Linked DNA regions of Homo sapiens: region 2 is linked to region 1. Evidence: chromatin loops called from intact Hi-C (ENCODE). Cell type or tissue: heart left ventricle. All regions are shown on one strand. Each heading gives the region's core, and the rest is flanking DNA. Links, peaks and the distances in the headings are about the cores only. Region 1 has its middle 23 kb from the start of BCAS2. Region 2 has its middle 160 kb from the start of TRIM33.

Evidence for each region. A loop is a pair of places that touch in the nucleus more often than their neighbours do. Peaks named below come from ENCODE experiments on the same cell type or tissue, not always from the same donor. Only the 100,000 strongest peaks of a DNase experiment are listed, where the experiment ranks them.
Region 2: a loop joins it to region 1, with 3.0 times the contacts of the local background. A loop is called at or near these places in 51 of 110 quality-filtered maps.

The regions. Positions count from the first base shown.
Region 1 is chr1:114,554,505-114,562,840 of GRCh38, reverse strand. No RefSeq gene overlaps it. Among named protein-coding and RNA genes, the nearest start is that of BCAS2, 23 kb to the left of the region's middle. In heart left ventricle, for the core only: a CTCF peak has its summit at 4,075; no DNase peak of the experiment used is centred there.
Region 2 is chr1:114,349,910-114,358,245 of GRCh38, reverse strand. It overlaps the pseudogene LOC100421116. Among named protein-coding and RNA genes, the nearest start is that of TRIM33, 160 kb to the left of the region's middle. RefSeq lists enhancers at 4,745-5,245, 5,246-5,746 and a silencer at 5,085-5,379. In heart left ventricle, for the core only: no CTCF peak of the experiment used is centred there; a DNase peak (open chromatin) is centred at 4,825.

The sequences.
Region 1 (8,336 bases), core at 209-8,208:
ATTCCTATGTCCTGAATGGTATTGCCTTGGTTTTCTTCTAGGGTTTTTATGGTTTTAGGTCTAACATTTAAGTCTTTAATCCATCTTGAATTAATTTTTGTATAAGGTGTAAGGAAGGGATCCAGTTTCAGCTTTCTACATATGGCTAGCCAGTTTTCCCAGCACCATTTGTTAAATAGGGAATCCTTTCCCCATTTCTTTTTTTTTGTCAGGTTTGTCAAAGATCAGATGGTTGTAGATGTGTGGTATTATTTTTGAGGGCTCTGTTCTGTTCCATTGGTCTATATCTCTGTTTTGGTACCAGTACCATACTGTTTTGGTTACTGTAGACTTTGGGGGCAGGGCATAGCCAAACAAAAGGCAGCAGAAACCTCTGCAGACTTAAATGTCCCTGTCTGACAGCTTTGAAGAGAGTAGTGGTTCTCCCAGCACGGAGTTTGAGATCTGAGAACGGACAGACTGCCTCCTCAAGTGGGTCCCTGACCCCTGAGTAGCCTAACTGGGAGGCACCCCCCAGTAGGGGCAGACTGACACCTCACACGGCCAGGTACCCCTCTGAGACGAAACTTCCAGAGGAATGATCAGGCAGCACCATTTGCTGTTCTGCGGCCACTGCTGCTGATACCCAGGCAAACAGGGTCTGGAGTGGACCTCCAAGGGTCTTTTTAAGAGGGAGGTAGAAGGTGGAAGGTTAGAGAGGAGAAAGGTTGCTAACCTGCAGGCCTTAAAGATGAAGGAAGGGGACCATGAGCTGAGGAATGCAGGTGGTGTCTAGAAACTAGAAAAGGCAAGGAAACAAATCTCCCATCAGAGTGTTGGCCAGGAGAAACTGCTTTGCGGACCCACTTTGTTCTGACTTTCAGAATTGTAAGATGATAAATATGTTTTGCTTGAAACCACCCACTTTATAGCAATTTGCTACGGCACTGATAGGAAACTAATACAATAGTTGGTAAAGAGTGATGATAAATGTTGAGGAAACTAATACAATAGTTGATAAAGAATAATGATAAATGTTTGATTTAACATGGTGAAAAATCTACATATGTTTATTATAGGCAAATCAGAAAATGCAGATAAAAAGAAAATGAAAATTATTCATAAGACTGCCACTCAAGGTACTATGTTTATTTAGTGCCAGAAGAACACAGAAACCACATTTCATTTAATTTCAATACAAATTTGTTGGATACCATAGAATCAAAAATAAGTTGGACTAATGGGACACTCTGTAAACCTGTTCATGAACAGAAGTTTCTATTTCTGTTTCACCCTGCTTTCTACCCTGAGAACTAAGATTTATTATATTAGACCCACTTCACTTCCTCTATCCTTAGAAGTCTATTTCTGGATATTAGAAGTCTGTTTGCAAGTGACAGAAAGCTAACTAAAACTACCTTAAGCAGTAAAGGGGGATTTATTGGTTCATTTAATTTGTAAGCACAGAGGTGGAACTAGCTGCATCGTCAACTAAATCCAGGGATTCCAGTTGGGCATGGTGGCTCATGCCTGTAATCCTAGCACTTTGGGGAGGTTCAGGCAGGAGTTTCAGGCTGCAGTGAGCTATGATCACACAGCTGACTCCAACCTGGGTGACAAAGTGAGACCCTGTCTCAAAAAAAATTTTTTTTCAATAAATAAAATATAAAAAATAATTCCAGAGATCCCGTGTCGTCCTGTTTTTCATCTCTCTGTTTCTCTTTCTGGCCATATTGTCTCCTACAAATAGGCTTCCTCTATACAACAGAGGCCAAAGCCACAGGCAGCTCCAGACTTACATCATCTCAGTTTAGCAGCCTTAGAAGGAAGCAAATATATCAGTATATATTATTTCAGAGGATTTTGATTGATGTGCTCTAAATTTCACGTTCAGTCCTTAGAGTCAGAAGTATAGCTAGGACTTGGGGGCACTGTGATTGGCCAGATATCGATCATATACCTGTAGAATTGAGGGTAGAGTACTATGCTTGGCAGTTGATTGGATTGGAGTAATAGCTCCCCAAAGTAAGATAGGATGGCGCTTCTATCAGGAGAGGAAGTAGTTGGGCAGATAATGACAACATGTCTATTACACCCTGGATCTTACCTGAGTTAAGAGGCAACCCCTTGGCCAGGAGCAGTGGCTCGCGCCTGTAATCCTAGCACTTTGGGAGGTGGAGGGGAAAAGATCACTTGAGGCCAGCAGTTCAAGACCAACTTGGCCAACATAGTAAGACCTCGTCTCTATAAAATAGAGAGAGAGAGGTAACCCCTTTCACTTAGCTGGCCCAGTATGATAAACAGTTCACCCAACTACTCCCTAGGATTTTTTTCTTTCTAAAGAAAAATATAATAGGTTATATTTATTATGGCATAATTTTAGTAGTGGAGAACTGGGATGGTCTGTCTGTTTCATAGTTTGTGCTGGGAAATAGCCATAAAAGTCAATAAGCTGGCTATTGTGGTTTGTTGAGAGATGTGGGCCAAGTAATTTGTTATTCACTGTAACTTAAGATCTGCAGTTTTTAGCTGGGCACGGTGGCTCACACCTATAATCCCAGCACTTTGGGAGGCTCAGGTGAGAGGATCGCTGAAACCCAGGAGTTTGAGACCAGCTTGTGACCTACATAGTAAGACCCCTATCTTAAAAAAAAAAAAATTAAATGAATAAATAAATAAATAACCTGCAGTTTCGTTTTTGTGTTTTGAGACAAGGTCTCTCTCTGTCACTCAGACTGGAGTGCAATGGTGCAATCCTGGCTCACTGCAACCTCTGCCTCCCAGGTTCAAGTAATTCTCCTGCCTCAGCCTCCCGAGTAGCTGGGGTTACAGGCACATGCCACCACGGCTGGCTAATTTTTGTGTTTTTAGTAGAGATAGGGTTTTGCCATGTTGGCCAGGGTGGTCTGAAATTCCTGTCCTCAAGTATTCCACCCGCCTTGGCCTCCCAAAGTGCTGGGATTACAGGTGTGAACCACACCCAGCCAAAACCTGCAGTTTTTAATAACTTTCTTTCTAAATATATCATACAGATTCAAGATGATCCCTATGCATATCTCACTTGGTTGTATTTTTACATGTCTTTGAGAAGGAAAGGGGTAAACCCAGAACTTGTTGTCTCAGTGACTTACTGTAGCAGGGACTACATACTTGCCCCTCTAATATATGTTATCCTCTCCTATAATAATAGAAGTTTTAGCTGGGCATATGGATGCTCAACTAAAAACTTAACTGCTAGCTTCCCATCCAACCATGTACATATGCTGTGTGACTAGGTTGTGTCCAATGAGATAGGAACTGAAGTGATGTGTGCAACTTTCAAGTTCTGCTTTTAGTTACCACATTTTACCAACCAGAAATCTTTTTTTTTTTCTTGAGACGGGGTCTCACTCTGTTGCACAGTCTAGAGTGTGGTGGCACAATCTCAGCTCACTGCAGCCTCAATCTCCCGGGCTCAAGTGATTCTCCCTCCTCAGCCACCCGAGTAGCTGGGATTACAAGCAGACGCCACCATGCCCAGCTAATATTTCTGGTTTTTGTAGAGATGGGGTTTCATCATGTTGCCCAGGCTGGTCTCAAACACCTGGGCACGAGTGACCCACCCACCTTGGTCTCCCAAAGTGCTGGGATTCCAAGTGTGAGCCACCACACTCAGCCAACAGTTTCTCTAACATATTTTTTTTTCTCTAGATCTTAAAAACATTTGGTCAAGGAATTTAGATATGGACTTTAAGGGTACATAATTCAGGATAATAAAAAGCTCAGCTTCATCTTAGCTCAGTGTTCCCTTCTTCCTCCACACTTTACAACTAAATGCATTCAAAGGAATACGCTATTGATGTGTGTACAACAAAGTGGTCTTAAATTGAATTCTGTCAATGGCCATATATATTAGACTTTTGCTTATAATTACAATTAAATTTTACCACTCACTAAAACTAGCCCTAAGAACATCTTCTTAGTCACACTTAAATGTTATTTGGCTTATTTTCTATTTTGGGCTTTTCACTAAGTTTCAAGATCTTCTTTTCAGTCTGCTATCTATTATGCTCTCCTACTTTTAAAAGAGGGCCTGCTTATTTCCTGTAGTATTCTTGTTTGACCATAGAGGGCACAAGGTCATTAAAAAGTGAAATAAATTACCCATGCAGCAGCAATTTATACCTGCCTGCTTTCCATTACATGACTTGAGAAAATTGAGATAATTAAATTTACTCTGATGTTTCATATATTGAAGGATCCTTGCATTTTTTTCAGAGTTTAAATTTAATCCCACATAGACTTCACTTTTATTGTTAAAATTATGAAGTGCGTCCAACTCACCAGAAGTCTAAAATAATTAGTCCTGCTAAATTGTTAAATTCACACTTTGGAGATTTGTAAAGAAACAGAGCTCTACTTTATATAGAGTAGCAATTACCTTGCCACCTTAAATCTCAATTTCTAACAAAAAATAAACAATAGTGGATACTTATGAGTTCTAGTTATTACAATTCTTTTGGATTACTTTGTTCCATTTTTTTAAATGCAGTGCTAGTATACCAATAACACAGGAAAAACAGATTAGAAAATTAGAAACTACAGTAGCATAAAACAATGAAAATTGTAGCATAATAAATTTTTATCATGAGTAATTATACAAATTCCCAGTTTCCTTCCAAACTCACTGAGTTTAGTCAATTATAAAAAGGGACTTTATAAAGAAATCAACTATCTTTAATACATCAGAGCCTTTTGTGACATAATAGAGTATAACACAATGAGCACATCTTTTTATGTTAATACCAACTAATCAATTGTAATTGGTATAATTACTACTTTGCTATTTTCTCCTAGTATTCATTATTGCTGAATACATAATTACAGCACAGGATATAATTTATTCTTTGGCAATCTGTCAATTACAGACCCAGCATTTTCAATATATTTCCCTTTACAGAATTTGTTGTATTATAAAGAATGCCATATAAACCCATCTATTTCCATATTAAAAATTTGATAATTTCAGTGAGCACTGAATGTTATTTGTCTCTAAAACTGTATCTCTTAATCGTGTTGAGGAAAGTACATTTTACTTTATTTTTTATTATGGTTTTATTTTTGCCCTTTGCAAACAGAGGAAAGGACATTTTTAAAAACCGATGTCATAAGGACAAAAAAGTGATGTAGGAGCCAGGCAGGGTGGCTCATGCCTATAATCCCAGCTACTAGGGAGACTGAGGTGGGAGGATTGCTTGAGCCCAGGAGTTCAAGGCTACAGTGAGCCATGATCATGCCACTGTACTCCAGCCTGTGCAACAGAGCAAGATCCTGTCTTTAAAAAAAAATTAATTAATTAAAAATTTTAAAAGGACATAGACCATTGGAAATATAGACGGACAATTTCTCGTTTTTCACCCTTCATCTTTCCCTCTTAAGAGCTACCAGACGGGCACAGTGGCTCATGCCTGTAATCCCAGCACTTTGGGAGGCCAAGGCAGGTGGATCACGATGTCTGAAGTTCAAGACCAGCCTGGCCAACACGGTGAAACCCCATCTCTACTAAAAATACAAAAATTAGCTGGGCATGGTGGCCAGCACCTGTAATCCCAGTTACTCAGGAGGCTGAGGCAGGAGAATCGTTTGAACCTGGGAGGCGGAGGTTGCAGTGAGCCGAGATCACGCCATTGCACTCCAACCTGGGCAACAAGATCAAAACTCCATCCCCCCCGCCCCCCAAAAAAGCTGCAAGACCAATTGTCTCAGCAAGATGTTTTGCAGGGGTACTTTGATGTTCTGAACACTCTGAGGTAACCATTCTAACAATGCTGATCACTTTATTACCACCAACTTTACAATTTTTTTTGCCCATTTTTATTCCAAGTTTTAAATTTCTGAACTTTGTTCTAAAGCTTTTAAACTAAAGGAGAGTAATGTGCTTAGCTGAGAGCTGCCTGATAGTGTCATAGTTGGTGATTTTTTTTTTAAGTAGTGCTAAGTGCCAAGTATATAGATTAAGATATTTTGGATAAACGCAAAAAAAAAAAATCAAATGGTGTCACAGTTTCTTTGTGATCCAAAACAACACTCTGTAAAATTTCCAGTTGTGGACTACCTCCGTGGAGTACCTGGTGTCTCCAAGAGTATTACTATACAAGACACTGAGCAATGCACTCCATCAACCTATGGTATATCCTGCTAAGACATAGTTACCACCAATTCATTATTTCCTTTTGATTGATATTCCTTACATATGCTTAGCTATTTGTATCTACTACTGTCTCCACAAAAACTGAACTGAATGTATAGTGCCAAAATGGGTGTGCGATTTTAGAGAGTGCAGGTTTTATAAAAGGTAGATCTTGGTGTTCTAAACTACAAATGTCAAAATTGTTAAAGAACATTCCTCACGCCAAAATCTGGGCTCATAAAATGTTTCTACAGTTTAATTGTTAAGTAGCATAGATGAAAAGTTGAGTACCACAGATGAAAAAGTTGAGTAGCATAGATGAAAAGTTGAGTGAAAAGTTGAGTGAACGTAATTATCATGTATGTTTCAGTTTGATTCCCCAGAAAACAGATGGAAATTAGAATGTAGGAAGTTTATTAGGAAGTATTCTTGGGATCAACACCTGTTGAGAGCAAAGGAAGCAGGATTGAGCAGGAGATGAACTGTGCTACACTTGCAACAAAGGCCTCAGCCAGGAGGCTCTGAAGCTAGGGGGAGGACACTTCAAGGTTTTTCTGAACTGGGGTGGGGAGGCTGGGCCTTTGTAAAGCTCATCAACCAGTCATTAATGTGCACTGCTCCTGGTAAGGTGGTGGGACATTAGGCAAAGTGGTTCTGTTCAGCTGAGCGCAAGTCCTGGAGAAGGACTTAGTTGAGAGTTGCCAGCCGTCTACTCTCCCAGAAGGTGGGGGCATGCATGCATGCATCAGACCTGGAGCGAGGTGATCTGGGCAGCACACCACAGCAGCCACTGTAGTGTGAAATTGGCGATGGGAAAACGTATCATAGCGATAGACATTTTGTGCAATAAAAATAGCTATCAATATATCCCGTACAATAAACATCACAAACCTGCCCAACAACCTACAGTAGCTCGCCACTGCTTCCATGTCTATTCTAAGTCCCAACTAAGTTATATAAGTTGATTAGTAAGGTAGGCCTTGTGCTACCTATCTAAAACCTTACTTCCCATGAATTCCCAGCCGAGGTCTTCAAGTTATCAGGTAGGTGAACTCATACCTTTATTTCTGCCCACATTATTCTTCTCTATCTGAATCCAGCCCAAGTCCACTCTCTTCCTCCACGAAGCTTCTATACACATATTATTACACCTTCCTTCTCTGGATTGCAGCCCACAGGCTATGCCACAAAATTCAACCCTTAATTATAAATGATCTCCATCTCCAGTGGGTTTTGTTTGTCCAGTTTTTTTGTTTTGTTTTGTTTCAGTAGCTGTGCAGAGACTAAGCTCCCCAGTAAACCGAAAATTCTTCTAACCAGGCATGGTTGTGCGTGTGTGTAACCCCAGCTACTTGGGAGGCTGAAGTGGGAGGATCGCTTGAGCTCAGGAGTTCAAGGCTGCAGTGAGCTAGGATTGCGCTACTGCACTCCAGCCTAGGTGACAGAGCAAGACTCCATCTCTAAAAACAAACAAAAAACTAAATTAAGAAAGCTCTTCTAGAGTAGGGGTTGTGCCTTTCTTTCCATAGCATCTATCATGTTAATGGGCACATGGTAGACACTGAATAGATTCAAAGGTTTAGAGACAAAAGTGATTTCAGAGATCACTTAGTCCAACCTGATTTTACAGGTGAGTTAACAGAGACTCAGATTAAGTTGTAATCCTACTTTGAACTCCCACATTACTTTGTTTGTACCTCTTTTATGGTATTTATTGCTTTCTGTTTAGTATTTTAATTATCTTCCTACCTGTTTTACCCATCTTTCTCTGTATTTTCATGGGCTATTTCTCTTCTTCTGCCCATTGCTTGAATGCTGGTGTTCCCTAAGGCTCTGTTTTGGATCAGCTAACCTGAGCAATCCATTCCCATAGACTTTAATTACCACCAGTGAAGTGGATGACTCACTAATCTGTATCTTTAGCCATATCTCTCTCCCCAGCAGTATTGCGACTGACAGCTCCACCTGGATGCTCTGCAAGATTCTCGAACTTGACTTGTTGTCCTTGACTCCTCCCTAATCCTTATATCCAACTGGGCACCAAATCCTATTCATTTACTTTGGAAATGGCACACTAATCCTGATCTGTGTATTCACTGCCACCTGTCATGAATTCAGGTCCTCCTCATCTCTGAATCATAGGAATAGTCTCTTCCTTGTTCTCCTTATAAACTTTCTTGTTCTACTA
Region 2 (8,336 bases), core at 160-8,159, 200 kb after region 1:
AGGGCTCATACACAAAGTCATACATTCATATATGCAAACAGTGTGCTTCCAAATGAGTCCCCCGTGAAGGGGGCTGGGTGAGGTCCTGAATTCTTCTCCCCCATTCCAAATGGCTCCATGGGCCAGTGAGTCCAATCTAAGCAAACTCTCATGGTGCCACAAATACAAACAAATACAAACGCATAAAATGTCAAATGGTGGCACTATTAGCCAAGTAGGGCAGGACCCCAGTCACACCCCAAAAGTGGCAGAGGGTGATTGGTTGCACTTACTCATCCACTTCCAAATTTTGCTGGCTGTTCAGAAGTCACTTCCTGATTAAAGAATGCAACCCAACCTATCTACAGTCTTGGCAAAGCATTACTTTGAGTCTAAAGCCTTTACATCCCACTACCAATCTGTAGAAATGACAGAACACAGAGAAACATATTGAAATGCACCATAATTATGCAGTCAACAAATTTCAGAACTCAGGTTGTGCAAAACTCTACAGGTAAAATGCCCTGTATTCTTCATAATCAGCAGAAAAATTGCAAGGCAATAAAAGGGATGGAGGAGGGAAACCTGTGCATTAAAAGAGGCTTAAAAGACATGCTGTTAGGCTGGGCGTGGTGGCTCACACCTGTAATCCCAGCACTTTGGGAGGCTGAAGTGGGCGGATCACTTGAGGTCAGGAGTTCGAGACCAGCCTGGCCTACATGGTGAGACCCCCGTCTCTACTAAAAATACAAAAATTAGCCGGGCCTGGTATTGTGTGCCTGTAATCCCAGCTACTTGGGAGGCTGAGGCAGAAGAATTGCTTGAACCTGGGAGACAGAGGTTGCAGTGAGCTGAGATCGCACCACTGCACTCCAGCCTGGATGACAGAGGGAGACTTCGTCTCAAAAAAAAAAAAAAAAAAAAAAAGGCATGCCTTAAAAAAATACTGAATAGAATGCATTCAGGTTATAAATTCTGTTCAGAATACCTGAATAGAATGCATTCAGGTTATAAAATCTTAAAGAAACACAAAGAACCGATTAAGTCACAATGGTGGTTACTTTTGGAGGAAGGGAGTGGGCTGTGATAGGAACATGTCAGAAGGTGGGACTTCTGGGGTGGCCAGCAGAGTTTTATTTCTTGGTCCAATTAATAGTTATGTGGGTGTCAACCCAATCAAAATTCACACAACTACATTTGTATGATTTTTCTGTATCTGCACTTTATTTTACAATTAAAAGTTTAAAATGAATTTTTGTTTTTATTTTTATTTTGAGACAGAGTCTTACTCTGTCATCCAGACTGGAGTGCAGTGGCATGATCTCAGCTCACTGCAACCTCCACCTCCCAGGTTCAAGTGATCCTCAAACCTCAGCCTCCCCAGTAGCTGAGATTACAGGTGCACACCACCATGCCCAGCTAATTTTTACATATTTTGATAGAGATGGATTTTTGCCATGTTGGCCATGGTGGTCTTGAACTCCTGACCCAGGTGATCTGCCCACTTCAGTCTCCCAAAGTGCTGGGATTGCAGGCGTGAGCCACGTGCCTGGCCTAAAATGAATTTTTTTTTTTTTTTGAGATGGAGTCTCGCTCTGTCGCCCAGGCTGGAGTGCAGTGGCACGATCTCAGCTCACTGCAATCTCCGCCTCCCAGATTCACACCATTTTCCTGCCTCAGCCTCCCAAGTAGCTGTGACTACAGGTGCACACCACCACGCCTGGCTAATTTTTTGTATTTTTAGTAGAGACGGGGTTTCACCATGTTAGCCAGGATGGTCTCGATCTCCTGACCTCGTGATCTACCTGCCTCGGCCTCCCAAAGTGCTGGGATTACAGGCATGAGCCACCGCACCTGGCCCTAAAATGAATTTTTTAAAAAAGATTTTTCTCTTCTTTTCTTTCTTTCTTTCTTTCTCTCTTTTTTTTTTTTTTTAATTTGTTGAGACGGTCTCACTCTGTCACCCAGGCTGGAGTGCAGTGGCACGATCTAGGCTCACTGCAACCTCTGCCTCCCGGGTTCAAGTGATTCTCCTGCCTCAGCCTCCCAAGTAGCTGGGAGTACACGCAGCTACCACGCCCAGCTAATATTTGTATTTTTAGTAGAGACAGGGTTTCACCATGTTGGCCAGGCTGGTCTCAAACTCCTGGCCTCAAGTGATCCACCCGTCTCAGCCTCCTAAGTGCTGCGATTACAGGCGTGAGCCACTGCACCGGGCCTAAAACAAGATTTTATGGACAACTTTATGCCAGTAAATTGGAAAATTTAGACGAAATCAACAAATTTCTAGAAAAATTAAAACTGATGCAAATTTTTATAACGTTTGAGAAATGCATCTATAGTTAACCTTTCATTAAAGAAAACTCCACAGATAAATGGCTTTCTAAACTAATTCTAGGCCAGACATGGTGGCTTACGCCTGCAATCCCAGCACTTTGGGAGGCCGAGGTGGGCAGATCACCTGAGATCGGGGGTTTGAGACTGGCCTGGCCAACATGGTGAAACCCCATCTCTACTAAAAATGCAAAAATTAGCCAGGCGTGGTGGCAGGCACCTATCATCCTAGCTACTCAGGAGGCTGAGACAGGAGAATCGCTTGAACCTGGGAGGCAGAGTTTGCAGTGAGCAGAGATCGCGCCCTTGCACTCCCACCTGGGTGACAGAGTCTCAAAAACTCTGTCTCAAAAACAAACAAACAAAAAACCAAAAAAACTAATTCTACGTATATGAGGAGGAAATAATACTTATTTTGCCCAATCCCTTCCAAAGGAAGTGAAAGAGGGAGTACTTACCAAATCATTTTCTATTCCCCCTTTTTCAAGGCAAGAAAACCCAACTGATGAAGTGTCTTAAACCTTTCATGCTTTGCTGGTTCCATAGACTCATGGACTTTTCATACACAATCTCTCCATTCATCAGACCTCATCCTTTATTGCCTCATCACATTCTGTTCCCATTCTTCCACTTCCATATTCATAACCTTTTTGCCATGTTTCTTTTCTCTCAAATCAAACCAGACCAGATGTTTCAGTCAGCGCATAACTATTCGCATCCAAATTTGTACAAGAGGTCAGCTAACTGCTGAGTCTCAGTCCTACAGGACACCTACCCAATTTTAGTGGGGATGTACATAGTGGAGGTCAGAGGCTACCCATCATGACTGAAAGGCTGATTCCTTTTCAATTCACCAACAAACTGCATTTATTTATTTATTTTTTTATATTGAGACAAGTTCTCACTCTGTTGCCCAGGCTGGAGTGCAGTGGCGTGATCATGGCTCACTGCAGCCTCAACCTCATGGGCTCAATGCATCCTCCCACCTCAGACTCCCTAGTAGCTGGGACCACAAGCATACATCACCACTCCTGGGTAATTTTTTAGTTTTTTGTAGAGATGGGGTGTCACTATGTTGCCTAGGCTAGTATCAAACTCCTGGGCTTAAGTGATTATCCAACTTGACCTCCCAAAGTGCTGGGATTACAGATGTAAGCCACCACATCTTGGCAGCTTCCATTCTCCTGGGCATCAGGACTCTATCACTCTAGCTATCTCTAATCTCTTCAGCTGTCTACTAAACTCCTCTTCAACTGGCCCACATTAGGAGGATTTAATGAAAGTCTTAAACCATACATTTTGTGGATTCATCAATGCTGAATTGTAGTAGCTGGCAGGAGAATTTATAATTGTGATAAGCGAACTGCTATCACTGCTTCTCCTGGAATTATAAAGGGAGACTGAGCTTGGGGCAACCTGAGTGATTTCAGAGACATGCAATATCTCATAGGTGGTGAGGAGGGAAAATGCTCGGTTTGTCTATGACAGACGCTTTCCTGGGTTTGAGACAGCAATAGTAGCCAGTCCCTATCCTGAAGTCTGGGTAGTGGGAGGATGCCTACTGTTGCTTGGATATTGAATGTTTCTGTTCCACTGAAGTGGCTGCTGAAGTATAGAGTGGTACCTCCTCTTCATCCTCTTCCAAATCTGAGAGTTGAAAGACAGCATCCCCAGGTGATTGGGTAAAACCTTTAGAGACAATACCAGGTTGCGGGGTCAAGAACAGTTCTCAAGTTCGGTTAAACAAGCCATTGCCAATGGTGCAGTTTGTGATCCTTTGAGGGGCTTGACTTGGAATTTTTCTGGCACAAAACCTGGAAGGGATCGGCACTACTGAGGCCTGTGATCCCTACCTGGTCGGTGCAGAGAAAGGCAAAGCTGTCTGTGGCCAGGCCCTTCTTTCTGGCCATTCAGAATCTCCATCTTCTGTTCCCATTCTTCAGCAAGACTAAGGCAGCAGCAGGACTAACTCTAAGACAATATAGACCATGTTTTAAAGATATTTAGCTACAGTGAGAAAGAGACAGAGAAGAAGTAAGCATGAAAGGGGATAGTTTGTTTATTAATGAGATAGTGGATCAAGTTCAAAGATGGTATGAGGGACCAACAGAGGAGAAGTTCGAGACTGAAGAGAGCTGGGATAATCAATTGAGTAAGTGTCCCAGGGTGGGATCAGCAAGGAGATGTGTGGGAGATGGGATCCAGAGCACGATGGTAGGATTTGCTTCTTACTTCCCCCACCCCCTAACCACGTTCTATTTTGGATGAAGAAAGCTTCCCTTAAGCAAACCAGACTAAAGGGAAACCAAGGATGGCCTTGCATGTCTTAATATTTCTTTATGTTTCAGACTGGCTTTTGCACTTTCCTGCAAGCTGACTCACACAGTCAGAAGGCCCTACCTCCTCCATGTGAAAACGGAGAGTTAATTTGCATGCTGCTGCCTTTGCCAAGCCTTCCTGTCTTACGTCCCCTCCCAGTTCCAGTGGCCCTCCCTCCTCCCCCACAGCTGGCCCACTGCCCACCTGTACTGTGGTACTGTCTGCCTGGAGTCTGAGGTCTTGCCTGCTCTACTTCCTGACTGAGCTTCCCCTGCACGGCAGAGAGGTCCTTCTCACCTAGCATCCTACTGAGGGCCTGCCACGGAGTAGGTATTTAATGAATGCTTCCCAATTCAGATGAAAAGAAATCTCATTCCATTAAGTTATTGATTTCGAATTGAAATTTTATCATTAATTGTGGGAGGCAACCCTGACTTCTTAGGCCCAATCCTCTCCTGTAGGTCTCCTAGAGAAAGACATGATTGGGAAGCAGAAAGGGTTTGATAGCTCAGCCTTCCCCATCTCCCCTTGGCTGCTCAGCGGAGCTGCCTCTTGAGAAATGCTGAGCTGCCTGCCAGCCCGTGCAGCCTGTCAGCTCCCATCTGCCAGCCCCATCTGCTCTTCCCCAGCCACACTGCTGTTCGCTGCTGCTGCTGGGCCCTCTCCTATCATCTCTGGCTCGGCCTCTACTTGCTGCCTCTCAGCTTCTCCCCAGGGAGCTGGTTGCCCTGACTTCCTTTGCACCTATTCTCCTCCTCCTGCCAGTTTCGGCTCAATTACCCTCCCCACACCGACTCATTCCTCCTGCAAGGGGTCTGAGGCTCCACTATCGAGCAGTCAAAAGGAAAAAAACATGGAGCCTTGCCTTTCCACCACACACACCACCTCCAACTCAGGCAGGCAGTCTCCCTGCTGAGGTTGAGGAGGGCAAGGCCTGAGGGTCTTACAGCAAGACAGGTCTCCTTAGGTGGGCAGCAAGCTCCTAGGCTGGGAACGGACAGAATCTTACTGCTCAATGGAATCTCAGATATCAAGTCTAGAGGCAGATGGGGAACAGCAACCCTGGAGGAGAGGCATATTGACCGGGGTGACACTGTTGGCTCCCTACAGAGCAGAGACTGGAACACAGGTTTCCTGACTTCATCCAGCCAATATTTACTGAGCATCATCTGTGTGCCAGGCAATTGATTAGATCCACACCTACCTCAAGAAGCTCATGGTCTCGTTTGCACTCCCAGCACAGGGCTCTTCCCAGTCACAGCTGCTGATATAGGATAAGTTTTAAGGCATTGCTATAAGCAAAAATGATTGCCATCTTCCTAACTTCATGCATGGCAAGGGCTTAAATGTCCTCACATCTTTATCCAACAAATTGGTCTCACTTTTCCCAGCCCCAGGTTTACAACAGCAGGGTTCACACAACCATCCTTTTTGCTTGTGGGGTGAGATTGTCCTAGGGGTGCTGGAGAATAACCTGGGTTTTACGCAGTGGTGATCAGGAGACCCCAGAGGCTTTGTCTCTGCAGCCTGCCTGCCTCCGACATGTTAACAGCAATCAGTATGATTTTGACCAATTTTTCTGACTTCACAGTTCCCGGGAAGCCCTTTTCTACATCAGACAGTTCCCTGTGAGCAACACCAGCTTTCCCAATGCCCTAAAACTATGTCCCCCACTTCTGTGACTTGATGTGTGGGAGACCACCATTAGTGTCTTTCCACAAGGTCATGTATTGTCATATTGATTCATTGAATCCAAAGACCTCTAGAAAAGTAACAATAGCCAACATTTATGAAATGCTCATTTTGTTCTAGGCCCTGTTTTAAGCACTTTTGGTGTAACAATTGTTTTAGTCTTCCTTGATGATTATGAAGTGTGCTACCATTATTAGTCTCATTTTAGAAATGAAGAAACTGAGGTTTAGAGGAGTTAAATAATTGCTCAAGATCCCAGTTGCTGGGAAGTGGTAGACCTCAGATTTAAACGCAGCTAACCTGACTTCAAGTCTATGCACTTCACTGCTATACCTCCCTGCGTTTGGTGCATGAAGTCACTATGACCTTGGTACCAATTCATTCCTCTGGGGCATTCCTCCATGGCAACTATAGAACAAGCTTTCGGGTGGGATGTCTACAATAATTGTGTAGGTGGGGAGGTGGTGATCCATCTTGTCCATCAGTTCCCATTGCCTCTGGGCCTGGCCTGACATGAGTTGGGACAGCGTCCACCACATCAGGAATGTGGCACTTGCCAGGGCCCAGGAGCCAGTGGCTGAGGTGTGGGGTGGGTGGATGCCTGGGAGCTCGGAGATGCTGGAGCACGTAGGCTCAAGCTTGCAGTGCTGGCCTGTCTTCTACTGCTTTGCTCTGGACATGTAAGAAAACTGCGTCCCCAGCCTGGCCAGTCAACAAGCCAAGAGAGTGGCATAGGTGGGTGGCAGTGGATGGAGGGTGCTGAGCACAAAGGCCAGCACAACCTCAGTACCCTCCACTCTCACATGGTCCGACTCCTTTTAGCCCCAAGGAAGGGAGAAGAGAACATGCTGTTTGGAGGAGGCCGGGAAGAGCCCTGGAGGCACCGACTGGCCTCAGGATACTCCCATGCTCCTGGGGCCCTGGAGCAGTGCCTCCTCTACCTACCAAAGTTCTTTGGAGCAAGGCAGGGGATGGGCAGGCATCTGAAATTGAGCACCAAATGACAGGGGTGGGCAAGGGGGCTGGGCGGTGAAGGGCGCTGCAGGGAGGACTCTGGTGGAGCAAGGGCCACTGACAATGTCTCCTCACCATCAGCACGGAGATCCCTGCCCAGGATCTGCAGCCCTGTCCCCATTGGTCTGCACTCAGGGGAGGCTCAGATGTTAACATCTCTGGTTCTTTTAGAGACTAGGACAGGACAAAAGAGGAAAGGACGCATTTGCCTGTGGATGGAAGAGGCTAGCCAACAAGAAGGGCACTGTCTCTAAGTGGTGGGTTAGGAGAGGGTTGACAGCTCCTGCACGTGGCCACCAAGTCAAGTCTCTTTCCCAGCCTCCCTTACCTGAGCAAGTCCTGCGAATGACAAATGAGCTGAAATCATACACCTTAGTTCCCAGAATGTTATATTCTTGCACTTAAGAGGACTGAGTGTGTGTTCCCATGTCTTTCCTGGCCTGCTGGCTAGGCATTGGCAAGGACTGTACTAGCCATTTGCAGCTGCAAACGGAAGCCATGCCTGAGGATGGCAGAGCCACACACCAGCCCTGGACCACTTGCCTACCTCCGGACTGTCACCTGGAGAGAAACTTCTTTCTTGTTTAAGCAGTTTATCCTTTGCCGGAGGACACGTGCTTCCACGTGGAAAGGCAGAGTGGAGCAAGGAGTGGTGGGTGGGCATTGCAGGATGCTTCCATCCTGACCAAGTAGACTGAATGAGGGACTTTACCCAGCTCTGGAGCTGGAGCTCCCATTTTCATGTGGAATTCATTCAGCAGGACACCGGCTATGTCCGCAGCCCCTTCAGGAGAGTGGCCTGAAGGACAGCCTTCTTCCTAGTATCACTGATGAGACCTGGGCTGGGGGAAAGCGGAACCCGAGGACACCCTGTGCCTGAGCTGGGAAGCAGCCTGCAAAGATAGGCTGGGCCAAGCAGATGCTCTTTTTGAACATAAGAAAGAAAGAATCTGCCGGCCGACTATCGTGCCGGAATAATGACATGGATAAAGTGAGCT